Linked DNA regions of Homo sapiens: all the other regions are linked to region 3. A link is a contact called in ENCODE Hi-C or POLR2A ChIA-PET data. All regions are on one chromosome and are shown on one strand. Each heading gives the region's core, a stretch centred on a gene start or an enhancer-like site at or near the end of the contact. The rest is flanking DNA. Distances are from core to core; before and after follow the strand shown.

Evidence for each region. Hi-C counts contacts between places; a loop is a spot of excess contacts on that map. ChIA-PET counts read pairs that join two places held with the same protein, here RNA polymerase II (POLR2A). Pooled maps may share reads with other maps.
Region 1: a map of CD4-positive, alpha-beta T cell shows a loop between it and region 3 (4-fold over the local background). The contact joins the promoter of EYA3 here to the promoter of SRSF4 in region 3. A Hi-C loop is called at or near these places in 2 of 168 maps with a recorded cell type or tissue (CD4-positive, alpha-beta T cell and naive thymus-derived CD4-positive, alpha-beta T cell) and 10 of 50 pooled maps. POLR2A ChIA-PET finds 5 or more read pairs at or near these places in 1 of 52 experiments (T-cell).
Region 2: a loop to region 3 is called in a pooled map, with 7 times the contacts of the local background. The contact joins the promoter of FAM76A here to the promoter of SRSF4 in region 3. A Hi-C loop is called at or near these places in 6 of 50 pooled maps. POLR2A ChIA-PET finds 5 or more read pairs at or near these places in 2 of 52 experiments (CD4-positive, alpha-beta T cell and PC-9).

What each region holds. Positions count from the first base shown.
Region 1 is chr1:28,086,239-28,090,421 of GRCh38, forward strand. It overlaps EYA3 (EYA transcriptional coactivator and phosphatase 3), which reads right to left and starts at 2,372. Exons shown (of 18, transcript NM_001990.4): 1 at 2,286-2,372. RefSeq lists enhancers at 1,972-2,031, 2,242-2,311.
Region 2 is chr1:27,723,778-27,728,077 of GRCh38, forward strand. FAM76A (family with sequence similarity 76 member A) reads left to right here and starts at 2,184. Exons shown (of 9, transcript NM_152660.3): 1 at 2,184-2,384; 2 at 3,695-3,759. The coding sequence starts at 2,304. RefSeq lists silencers at 1,528-2,170, 2,009-2,708.
Region 3 is chr1:29,179,647-29,184,206 of GRCh38, forward strand. It overlaps SRSF4 (serine and arginine rich splicing factor 4), which reads right to left and starts at 2,254. Exons shown (of 6, transcript NM_005626.5): 1 at 2,000-2,254. The coding sequence starts at 2,106. It also overlaps a transcript of MECR not described here. RefSeq lists silencers at 1,853-2,042, 2,093-2,302 and enhancers at 2,307-2,944, 2,373-2,602, 2,945-3,582.

The DNA of each region.
Region 1 (4,183 bases), core at 1,122-3,621, 1.1 Mb before region 3:
AGAGTCTCACTCTGTTGCCTTGTGGAGCGCAGTGATGTGATCACAGCTCACTGTAACCTCAAAATCTTGGGCTCAAGCAATCCTCCAACCTCAACCTCCTGAGTAGTTGGGACTACAGGCGCACACCACTACACCAAGCTAATTTTGTCTATGTTGCCCAGGTTGGTCTCGAACTCCTGGCCAATCCTCTGGCCTTGGCCTTCCAAAGTGCTGGGGATTATAGGTGTGAACCACCATGCCAGACCTAAACCCTAATTTCTTTATGTTTTGTAAATAAGAGTGCCACTTCTTACTAGTGACAATGGTATATAATCTTTATAACTAGATTTTATTATTTTCTATTGTTTTGAAGACAGAGTGATTTCCCATCATTTTTGGGGTTTAATGTTCTTATCTTAATCTGCATTAATTAAGCTGGCATTCCCATGGCTTAAATGAAGCCCACAAACCTGAAGGTAAGGAAGCAGCTGGAGTAAGCCATACACATTGGGGTTTGTTTTGAAGGATGGAAAATAGGCCAGGTTGGACAGAAGCTAGAGCTAGGTAGTGGGGAGGAGGTACACATAAGAAACTTTCAAAGAGGCTTCACTTAGCAGTTAGATAAGTCCTGAAAGCCAATCAGAAGGGTCCTTCTCCGTGGCTTCTAGGACTAACATGGCCAAGCTCCAAAGTCCTTTGCTAAAAACAGCTGAAGAGAGCCCAATTTTGGAATAAGCCAAGGACTATACACTCTTATATGTATATGTATCATATAATGAAGATTTTTCTATAGCTAATTAGCCAAAAGATAAGCAGGTGCTCAAAGCTGTATTTAAGTTCATACTGAAGTACTACATTTTAAAGCACAATTTATAGATTACAGAAACTGATGACACAAAAACCGCTGCAATCAAGTGCTAGATATACACTATAAACATCGGGAAAAAATAAAGATTACCCAAGCCTATACTCTAGATCACAAAATTTGGGAAAGGGAGCACTAACCATTATTAAATGCAATTCCTTCATGTTATAAATGACTTTAAACCTCTAGGGAAATTTAAGAAAGGTGCCCTAAATCTCAAAATGAGAAAATGATAGTTTTACTACAAAGGTGGAAATGGTAAGGAAAAAAAAATACAAAAGTTAGAAGAATATTCTAAGTAATGTACTTCTAAGTAATGTAATTCTAAGTAAAGTCTGGCTAATGAAGGAAGAGGAAGACAAATAGAAAACTTAATACAGTAAAAATGAAAAAATGCATATGTGCATACTAAGTTTAAAGATTACTTTGAAATTACTATAGTGAACTCTTCAGCAGACCACTTTTCGGAAACAACACAATAAATTCATAAATCTGGGGCTAATGATCTCTCCACAAATTCTGTCCTCTATCATCACAAGTGTCCTGTAAGAAGCGTCCATGCCGAAAACAGAGCTGAACGTCCCAAAATATTGGCGTTTTTGCCTCAGCTGTGCACATCCATTCTCATGGGAACACAAAACTGACAGAACTTCTTCATGACTTGTCAATTAACAAGATCGCGCCAGCCCAACTGCTAGCAGTACCGTGTGCCTGCCACCTGTTAGCTGCTCTTGAGAGAGCCCCAAAACTGAGGTAAAGCGAAGAACTAGGAACGCCTTTGTTGTACCCTAACTATGGAAGCTACCAGAGTTCAGTCTAACCCGGCGCCTTAAGGCAAAACTTCCCCCAGGCTGGGGAAGTCTTCCCATTTCGGGGCTTTGGCAAAGCTCTCCTCTAGCTAAGGACAGGCAGAAGAACCCCAGGAGAAGCACTGTCACCTACTGGTCCCAGGAGGAAGGATCAAAGCTGAAGAAAGTTGGGGGACAAGGAACTAGGACCCTAGGGAGAGGCTCAGTTTCTCGTGGTGAAGAGTGAGCACAATGAGAAGCTGGGCCGTCTCGCTAGGTGAAAGAACGCTGAGATCCCAGATCAGGGGTAGGGGAAAAGAGGTTCTAAAAGAAGGGAGGAGGAGAAAAAAGGAGAGGCAGTGGCTGAGAGAAGCGCTGAGGCGTAAGGCAAGAAACCGAGGTTGGAAAAGGACTGATGAGGCTGAGGAAAAACAGCGAGGCGACAGAGGCACGGAAGCGCGAGAAGGCTAAGCTGAGGTGAATAAGGCGAGGCCAGCGTGAAGGAAAGGGCTGAGGTGAGTGAAGCACTGCAGTGACAAGGGACAGGCGAAGAGACTCCCACCCACAAGGACCGAGGCAGAACTCTAGACCCATCCCCCTTCACGCTGTGCTCGCCCGGCTGCGCTCAGACCCTGTTGGCAGCTGAGACTCACCCAAAGGCTGTAAAAGCCCCACAACAGGACATGGAGATCAGTCCAGACCCACAGTAGAACCAATCGAGCGGAGGAAACCGCGGCGTTAGCGTGACCCGGATGCGCATCGCTAGGAACCGGAAGTAAGCGGCCAGAGTCACCTCACAATCCACACCTCGTTCCACTAGAAACCTCTGGGCGCATGTGTTGAGTCTGACCGGGCGGGGAAGCTTTTAGGCTCCGCCCACTCCGCCGGCCCGGCGAGCCACGCCCATGGCCACGCCCCTCTTAGTGCCTCGGAGACAAGCAGCTTCTGGGTGAGCGCTAGGCAGTCCTGACGGTACTACAGCCTTCACTTTTAAGGAGGTCTTTAAAAATGCGCGTAATCCCTACCTGGCTAAAAGGAACGTAAGAAGTGTTGGGTGCATTTGGTAGATTTAGAAAAACTGGGAAGGAGAATGAGTGGGAAGTTTTGGAAGACATTTGGGAGGCTAGCCCAAGGTGATCTTTTTTTTTTTTTTTTTTTGAGACGGAGTTTCGCTCTTGTTGCCCAGGCTGGAGTGCAATGGCGCGATCTCGGCTCACTGCAACCTCCGCCTCCCGGGTTCAAGCGATCCTCCTGCCTCAGCCTTTCGAGTAGCTGGGATTACAGGCATGTGCCACCACGCCCGGCTAATTTTGTAGTTTTAGTAGAGACGGGGTTTCTCCATGTTGGTCAGGCTGGTCTTGAACTCCCGACCTCAGGTGATCCGCCCGCCTGGGCCTCCCAAAGTGCTGAGATTACAGGCGTGAGCCACCGCGCCCATCCCTTTTTTTTTTTCTTTTTTTGAGACAGAGTCTTGCTCTGTCGCCCAGGCTGGAGTGCAGTGGCGCGATCTCGGCTCACTGCAACCCCCGCCTCCTGGGTTCAAGTGATCCTCCCACCTCAGCCTCCCGAGTAGCTAAGACTACCGGCGCGCACCACCACGCCCGGCTAATTTTTGTATTTTTCGGTAGAGACGGGGTTTCGCCATGTTGCCCAGGCTGGTCTCCAACTCTGGAGCTCGGTTGATCCCTTGGCCTCCCAAAGTGCTGGGATTACAGGCGTGAGCCCCAAGGTGATCTTTTTATCCCCAAATTTAGTTTATTCTTAATATTATATTAGGCTTACAATTCACTTCGTGCACACTGTTTTCGGAAGCAAAATTCTTAAATGTTTCGTTAATTTTAAATTACAACCCAAGTATGGGCTAGAAGCAAGGTTGAATTCAGGCTTTGTGGAGACTTGACGTTTATTCAATTTGGGGGCCCTCTTTAAAATAATCAAGGCCAGGCACAGTGGCTCATGCCTGAAATCCTAGCACTTTGGGACGCCGAGGTCGACCGGTTGCTTGAGCCCCGGAGTTGGAGATCACCTGGGCAACAAAATTAGACCCTGTCTCTACAAAACAAACAAAGCAAAACAACAACAAAAAAAACCCAGAAAAATTAGCCAGGTGTGGTGGCACGCACCTAACTGAGCCCAGGAGGTAGAGGCTGCGGTGAGTTATGATTATGCCACTGCACTCCAGCCTGGGCAACAGAGCGAGACTGTCTAAAAAAAAAAAAAATCCAAAATTACAAATACAATATTAGATATAAAAGTGAACCTTTTATAATGAGAAAAATTACAAACATTTTTATTAGCTCACAAATACCACGAATAACAAAATCCAGAAAAAAAACTATTTTTTCTACATTTTTTGACTGTATATTTGATCACCTCTTCCGATGACAACAATGTACTAAGCAACATCATTTACTAAGATCCTTAACTCCTCTCTCATATCCCACATGTACTCCATCAGCAAGTTCTGCAAGATTTGCCTTCAAAATCTGTCCAGAACCTGACCATTTACTGCCTCCGTTGGTATAAACCAGTCAGTCAGTGACTGTGAGTG
Region 2 (4,300 bases), core at 934-3,433, 1.5 Mb before region 3:
CACCTGAACCCCTGGGAGGTGGAGGTTGCAGTGAGCCAAGATTGCGCCACTGCACTCCAGTCTGGGAGACAGAGCCAGACTCTGTCTCAAAAAAAAAAAAAAAAAAAAAGTATATTCACCATGTTGAACAACCGTTACCTCTATCTAGTTCCAAAACATTTTCATCACTCCAAAAGCCCCTTACCCATTAAACAATTTCCCCACATTTTCCTCCACGTACTGTTTTTATTTGTATTTGCATATATATTTTGAGACAGGGTCTCACTCTGTCACCTAGGCTGGAGTGCAGTGGCATAATCATGGCTCAGGGCAGCCTCGACTGTCCAGGCTCAAGGGATCCTCCCGCCTCAGCCGCCTGAGTAGCTGGAACCACAGGCTCGTGCCACCACACCCGGCTAATTTTTAAAAAAGTTTTTTTGTAGAAATGGGGTCCCACTGTGTTGCACAGGCTGGTCTTTTTTTTTTTTTTTTTGAGACGGAGTCTTGCCCCGTAGTCCAGGCTGGAATTCAGTGGCATGATCTTGGCTCACTGCAACCTCTGCCTCCCAGGTTCAAGCAATTCTCTTGTCTCAGCCTCCCGAGTAGCTGGGACTACAGGCGCCTGCCACCACGCCCGGGTAATTTTTGTATTTTAGTAGAGACAGGGTTTGACCTTGTTGGTCAGGCTGGTCTGGAACTCCTGACCTCAGGTGATCCTCGGGTGATTCACCCGCCTCGGCCTCCCAAAGTGCTGGGATTACAGGCGTGAGCCACCGCGTCCGGCCGACCCAGGCTGGTCTTAAATCCCAAGGCTCAAGTGATCCTCTGGCCTCAGCCTCCCAAAGTGCTGGGATTACAGTTGTGAGCCATCCCGCCCCGACTCATGTACTGGTTTTGATTCTCACAATGACCTCATTGTACAATTGAGAAAAACGAGGCCGTGAGAAGTTCAGTGATAGATCCAAGGTCATGTAGTTAGTTGTGGAACAGTGATTTGGAAACTTTGCTTTCTGATCCTAATGATTAATGCACATCTTTGGGGGATCCTACAAGGAAGCAGCCAGATTTGGGTTCAGAGAGAGTAAATTTTTTTTGTTGAGGCAGGGAAATAGAAGCCATTAAGTCAGTTTTTAATTGTAAAAAGCGCACGTTGAGGTAAAACTGCAATTAGTCCTGTACGGGTGGTTGGCAGAGCCAAGAGTAACCTATGCCCAAGAGCAGCTACAAGGCAGGACTTGGATAGGTCAGCAGTGCAGGAAGCTTTGCCAACACCTCAAGAACAAGAAGTCTGTCATTCCTTGGGCAGCTCCTATACATGCCAAGCTGGAGCCAAAGAGAGGCAGGGGAGCCCGGAGGGCGTGGCTTGCCTTCCGGAAGTCAGGCCTCGTCAGGAATCACCAGGTGGTTGCTTGCGAGAGAAGCTGGGGGTGAAACCGGAGAAAACAAAGTAGGAAGCAGGTCTGGGCCAATTGCAGCCCACTCTGATGGGGGCCTGCAGGCCACCGGACGCCTGAATATCTGTCCAATCCCTCCTGGAAGGACTGCCATCTCTTTAGTCCCTCTTCCGCAGCATAGGGGTGCTCTCTCTGGGGCTCTCCTTTTCTCTCCTAAGGCCCACAGCCCCACAGTTCCCTATTTAGGTGTCTTAAATTGAGGACACACTTCTAAATTGTCCCTCAGAGTCTCGTCTCCTCCTTTGAGCGAGGCTGGGCGGGCTCCTCCTGCTCCGATTATGAGGAACTTCTTTCCCAAGCTCCCCACCTTCTTTGGGCTTGGACGGCTGCAGAGTTCCAGTTAACTGTGCGCCGCCTTCGTTCCAATTGTACCCCTCGTGCTCCCAGAGGGCAGCTCCATGGAAACCAAAACATCACAAATCCCCGAAGGTATCGCGAGAAGCGCAGATGCGCCTGAGGCCGTGGAGAGGCGGAGCGAGGGCGGGAACGCTGAGCAAGTAGGGCGGAGCCTAAGCTCTTCCGAGGTCCCGGCCGGGAGCCTGTCCCCTCCAGGTGGCGCCCCCGCGTGACTGCGCTTTACATAATCGCGGCCTGGAGCGTCACAGTGGCGTACTCCAGGCCAGACCGAATCAGAGTGGGCGAAAGCTCCGTGTTCCGCCCCTTCCCACTTGATCGACGTCAAAGCCCACCAGTGAGCGGGCGTCTAGAGTCGCCGTGCCCGCCCCAGCCCGCCCGGGTCCGCCCCGACCCGCCTGCGCCCGCCCGCCTGCCGCAGCCAGCAGCCTGCAGCCGCCGCCGGGTTGTGCCTCAGACTGTCAGATAAATCGGCGGGCCGGGCCGGCGGGTCGGTGAGCGCGGCCCGGGCCGGACATGGCGGCGCTCTACGCCTGCACCAAGTGCCACCAGCGCTTCCCCTTCGAGGCGCTGTCTCAGGGGCAGCAGCTGTGCAAGGTGCGCGGGCTGGGGCGGCGGCCGGGAACTGGGGACGCAGGAGGCGCGGCCCGGAGCTCCAGATTCTGTGGGGACGCCCGGCGGGGTCCCCGGAGCAGGGTGTGGCAGGCCCGCCAGGCTGAGGAGCCGCACCCACCCCGCTGGGGGCCGGCGGGGCACGTGCGGGAGCCGGGACCCGGTCCAGGCTCCCGCGGCCGGCGTGTCCGGGTGCTTAGCAACCGTGGGGATTGTTCTCGGACCCCGTGAGGTCGGGGGAGGGACAGCGGGTCCCCTGCTTGCCCTGACTGGTCGCCTTCGGGATCCCTTTGCGCTGCCTCCCCCGCCGCCGCGGTCTCCCTGGTGGGGACCTCCTGCCCCTCCTGGGACTGAACTCCAAAGTTGGGTGCTGCCTTGGAGGAATGTGTCGAACTCGGGCTCCTCACGGGCACTTTTCGACCAGTTTCAGAATCGGAGGTAGCAAGGCTTGATTTTTTTTTTTTTTTTAAGCATCTCACTTTTCGGCCAGTCTCAGAATCGGAGGCAGCAAGGCTTTATGTTTTAAAAAAGCCCCACAGTCAGGCTCACAGATCCGAGGGATCACTTCTCAGCATCCAGTTGGTGGTCTTCGGTCTTCCCTGACTAGCTGCTGATCAGTTTTTGCTCCTGAAGGTCCAACTTCTCTTTTTCTTTTAAGTTGCTTTATCCCACTTTTACTTTTTAAGTGACTAGAGGTGCTGTGAGGCAACAGTTAAAAAGTCACCAAACTGGCTGAAGAATAATGTTGAGGTTATCCAATAATCCAGTTTGTGTCTCTGATTTGGATAACTCATAATTGTCACTTTTGCCTCAGATGGTCATGACTTTCCATTTGCCAGTTTTTATATACCAGGTCTGGGGGAATGCAAGTGCTTGAGTGCCCTTTTTGGCCTCAAAATATGTATATATGATTTTAAGGAAGTTATGTATATATAAATAATAATTTTAATCCAGCACTTTCATTTCACAAGTAAACCGCAAAATCACACAGTGGCAGAAGAACCAGGCCTGGAATTCAGGGCTTCTGATTCCCAGTCTGGGACTTGTTCATATATATGTTTGTTTTACAATTTATGGCTAGTTCCATATAATCCATATAAGTTCTTACTTAACTCCCACATCAACAGTAGGGAAGTGATGCCAGTATTACAGAGGAGAAAAATAAGGCCCAGAAAGTTTAAGTGACTCACTCAAGCATAGTAGCTATGCTAGAAATAGTACCCAGGTCGGCTTCCTACTGAAGGCTGTTTCCATTTGTGACTGCCTTTTAAAATTATATCCTCATTTCATTTCAGGAATGTCGGATTGCACACCCTGTTGTGAAGTGCACCTACTGCAGGACTGAGTACCAGCAGGAGAGGTAGAGTTTTGTTGACCATGAAAGATATTAATAGGCTTTTTTCCTCTTAAAATCTGTAATTGATTGCATTTCATGTACAGATGCTATAATCAGTTGCATTGTAAAATACAGATCTGTAATCAATCACATTATATACAGACTATAATTGCTAAATATTTAGGTCTATGATCCATCTTGAGTTAATTCATGTGTGGGGTGAGATATACAATGAAGGGTATATAATACATGTATTGTTTCCTAGTTATTATCCATTGATTGCTTAAATTTTTTTTTTTTTTTTTTTTTTTTTGAGATGGAGTCTCACTCTGTCACCCAGGCTGGAATGAAGTGGTATGATCTCAGCTCACTGCAACCCTTCCCTCCCAGGTTCAAGCGATTCTTATGCCTCAGCCTCCCAAGTAGCTGAGATTACAGGTGCCTGCCACCATGTCCGGCTAGTTTTTTTGTATTTTTAGTAGACGGGGTTTCACCATCTTGGCCAGGTTGGTCTTGAACTCCTGACCTCGTGATCCACCCGCCTCAGCCTCACAAAGTGCTGGGA
Region 3 (4,560 bases), core at 1,004-3,503:
ACATATACTATTCCCAGAAACCTAAATTTCTTCACTTCAAGCTCTAATCTATTCTTCAAAGCCATTTCAACACATCTTTTCAAGCAAATCATTCCAAGTTTTACTAGAGTTTAAAGCGAAAGCAAACATTTCTTAATTCAAAGTGCACATGTCATAATGCTTAATTTATTCAAGAGCAGAACTGTTTTCTGCCTCCTCCCCCAATTCATTTAGCACAGTGGTGGACATTTTGTTGATGGGTTATCAATACATTTGGTTGATGAATCAGTTTCCCATTAACAGTCTTGTCATTTCCTGCACACTATCACCTGAGTAACATTAGAAAAGACCTCACCAAACACGCTTTATGTTATCAAACACCAACAAGCAAAGATGTTTCCTCATCCCTCTGATTATAGCTGCCACTTACTGCCTAAGCCAAATGCTTTACATTTATTATCTCTAATCTTCCTTTTCCACATGAATGAACAACCAGGTTCAGAGAAGTAACTTGCCCATACGTAGTAAGTGGTGGAACCAGGATTTGACTTAGGCCTGGCTGGCTTCAAAATCCACACTTTGTCCACAAAAGTTAGTTATGCTGTCAATTTAGCTGGGCTCTGAAAAAAACTGGAGTTTCAACTTTCACATATATGGTATGTATACAATAACGTCTACCCGCCACTTCAATATATCCTTAAGAACTGAACGTTTTACTGTAGAAAAGGAGTAGTTTTTAAAGCCTTTTACTGTAAAAGAAATCAGTACTTTACTAAAGACGTCCTCAGAAAGAAAACGATTCTAATAATTAATTTGAAATGGCTTTTTAAACCCAAATCATCATTTGAGAATACGGTAGCTACCAGTTTTCTCATACGTGAAACATACTTAGGTAACTTTCAAAATGTTTCAGGTGTCAGTTACTAGTATAACCCTGGGGAGTAAACGGTAGCTATATTACAACTGTTGCAAAGTAGAGTTTCTTTTTTAAGCCAAGAGTTCTCTAACACCCAAGGTTTAGTGCCCTAAAATGTCACCCCAGTCCTTTTAATTTTATATCCATGCCTTCCAAGCCCTACCTAACATCTGGTTCCCAGTTTTCCCCGTTGAGTATTTTCTCCAGGCCTGATTCCTCAACAGTTTTCCCTAAAACCTGTAGCTCATGCTGGCACTATTTTTGCCGAAGTAGATTAAGAATACAAGTAATAGATCATACTCTGGGGGAGGCAGTAAGTTAACAATTTCGTCTCCGTCTGCGTTAACCAGACGCAGATACTAGCCAGGGTGGCCACTATTCTCCTAACAAATTCTACAACGGCCAAGCAATTTTTCGGTAAGTTGGAAAACGGAAACCACAGCGTGGAAACTCTGCACGGAGTCTTAAAGATAAGAAGTTAAGACTTTAATTTACTCTTGCAGAGGGAACGGTGAAGGCTTTCAGCACGGCAAGACGATACTTTCGAAACTGTCACTAGACTACTCAAACTGGAGTCTCCCGCCCAAAAAAGCGTGGCACACGGCTAAAAAGGGCCTCCCTCCAAGGCTCCAGTCCTCGGGGAAGACGGCGCTGTGACCGTCTGATCCATGAGACCGGGCAAGAGGTGAAAGGGAGCAGGAAATCCTGTTTATTTCCAGTAGTCCTCAGAGCGGGAAAGGTTGGTGTCTACCCAGAAACGAATAGGGCCCCAGTTCCGGGCCTAGGAAGGGAAAACCCAGGTCTCCCGGGCGCCCTGGAGCTGTGCCCCCCTGCCCGGAGCACCAGCCCCACTCGGGCTTTCCTTCTCCCCGTCCCACTCAGGGCCTCAGCACAGCTCCCATTATGCCTCCACCACCCCCACCCGCGCAGGCGCAGTGGGAACCGGGGCCTACCCGCGCCCCCGAGGCGCCGCCACTATGGCGGAGCCTGGCCAGGCCGGTAGCCGCTCCGCGCGGACCAGGCGTCCCTCTCCCGTCCCCGCGGCCTCCCCACCACCTATGGGGTCTGTCCCCGCCCGGCCGGACCCTCTTTCGCCCTCCTCACCCGTTCTTCAGATCCACCTCCAGGATCTTCCCGTAGCCCTTAAAGAAGCGCTCCACATCGCGCTCCCGGGCCTGGTAGCTCAGGCGGCCGATGTACACCCGCGGCATCCCGGCAACGGCAGTGATGGCTGGCCCCGGCCCCAGCCCCCCTTAGGCGGCGGCGGGCAAAGCGAGAGCACGGCGGCAGCGGCGGCGGCGGCAACGGGCGGGCGGCGGGACGGACGCAGCCGAACCCCGGCGACGTACGCGAGCACGCAGCTCGCGAGCGCGCGCTTCCACTTCCCCCGCCCTTCCCCGAGGCGGAAGGTAACCGGAGAGAGCGCGCGTTCGCTTCCCGCTCGGCCAGGACTGGGGGAGGAGCTTGCCCGGGGGCGCGCCGACGTGCGGCGGGGCAAGGTGATCGACAGGCGGCGCTGCGGCACGTCCTCGCGCGAGCTCGCCAAAGGGGTTCCTGCACCGCCTTCCGCAGCCAGCTGGCTTCGCCCCTCCCCCGGAAGTGTCCGCACCTCCTAGAGCCCAGCGAGCGAGCGTTTGTGCTTTTGTCCTTTGAACCGGGTGTGGTTTGGATTTCGGAGCTGGAGCTTTGGAATCAAACCTAGCTTCCAAACGATTGTGTACCCGTGACCTTGGGCTTGTTACGCGCGATGTCTCGGACCCTCCTTTATCTTTTCTGTAAAAGGGGGAGAGTAGTTCCTACCTTCCAGAGTTGTCTTGAGAATTATATGAGAATACGTACATAAAGCACTTAGTAGTTTTGTCATATCAAGTGCCCAATAAATGAGACCAGTATTATTTTTAAGAGGACACTGCTTAAATAGAAGCAGTGTGAGAAGCGGAGAAGGCTGGAGCTTTGGAGCTAGACTAGGCATGACGCCGAGTAAATTACTTGACCACAATCCAACCTATTTTTTTTTTTTTGAGACGAGTTTCGCTCGGTCGCCCAGGCTGGAGTGCAGTGGCGCGACCTCAGCTCACTGCAACCTCCGCCTCCCGGGTTCAAGCGATTCTCCTGCCTCAGCCTCCAGAGTAGCTGGGACTACAGGCGCCCGCCCCCACGCCCGGCTAATTTTTGTATTTTTAGGAGAGAGGAAGTTTCACCATATTGGCCAGGCAGGTCTCAAACTCCAGACCTCAGGTGATCCGCCCGCCTTGGCCTCCCAAAGTGCTGGGATTACAGGCGTGAGCCACTGCGCCTGGCCTATCCAGTCTATTTTCTAACCTGTAAAATTAGAATAATGTATACCCATCTCAAGGATTACACAGGTCACTAAATGGGGTAGTGTATGTGAAAGTACTTGGAACAGTGTCTGAAACATGGTAAGAGCTCAATAAATATTGGTTCCCTTCTCACTAACGCCATGTACCTAGAACCATAAAGGGTTTTGTTTCTTTGCTTGTTTTTGTTTTTTGAATATTTTGAAAGGATAACTCAAGGTTCAAATGATACACAGTGAAAAGTCTTCGCTGTCCACCAGCCACTTAGTTTCTCTTCCCAGAGGCAGTTTCTGAAATGTCCTTTAGGAGGTTAATTTACCCTTATAAAACAAATAGTAGGATACTATACATATGGTTCTACACAAAATATATTTTGAAAATCATTCCTTAAGAGTATAAAAGGACTAGTTTTATGGTTCATACCATTTTATACACAGTAATTTATTTAGCCAGTGCCCTGGTGAAGGACATTGAAATAAGTTCCAACCTTTTGTTATTACACTGCTGCAGTAACTTTGCATTTCTCTCTCTCTCTTTCTCTCTCTCTCTATATATATCATCTATTCCTAGAAATAGGATATTTGGGTCAGAGTTTTGATAAGTTATTGCTCAATTCCCCTTAAGTGGCTGTTTCCTCATATCCTCATCAACACCGTGTTATCAAACTTTTTGATCTTTGCCAATCTGAGAGGTGAAAAATGTTATCTCCAAGTGGTTTAATTTGCAAATATCATATTTTGCAGAGATATGAGTCTTTCTTCATATGTTTGAGATATATTTTCCTATTTCTGTCTGTGTATATCCTTTACCCATTTTTCTTATTCATAGGTGCTCACTATATATTAGGAAAATCAGCTCTTTGTCAAATGAGTTGCAAATATTTTTTCCATTTGTTGACTTTTGACTTTGCCAAGAGTGTTTTTTAGCCATGCAAAAACATTAGATATTTATGGGATCAATTTATCCATCCTTTATTTTTCTTTGATTCTGGATTTTATTTTTAAATTTTTATTTATTCTACTTTTTTTTTTTTTTTTTGAGACTGAGTCTCGCACTGTCGCCCAGGCTGCAGTGCAGCGGTGCGATCTCAGCTCACTGCAACCTACGCCTTCTGGGTTCAAGCGTTCTCCTTCCTCAGCCTCTAGAGTAGCTGGGATTACAGGCACCTGCCACCACGCCCGGCTAATTTTTTTGTATTTTAGTAGAGAAGGGGTTTCACTATGTTGGCCAGGCTGGTCTTGATCTCCTGACCTCGTGATCTGCCTGCCTCGGCCTCCCAGAGTGCTGGGACTACAGGCGTGAGCCACTGTACCCGGCTTTTTTTTTTTTTTTTTGAGATGGAGTCTT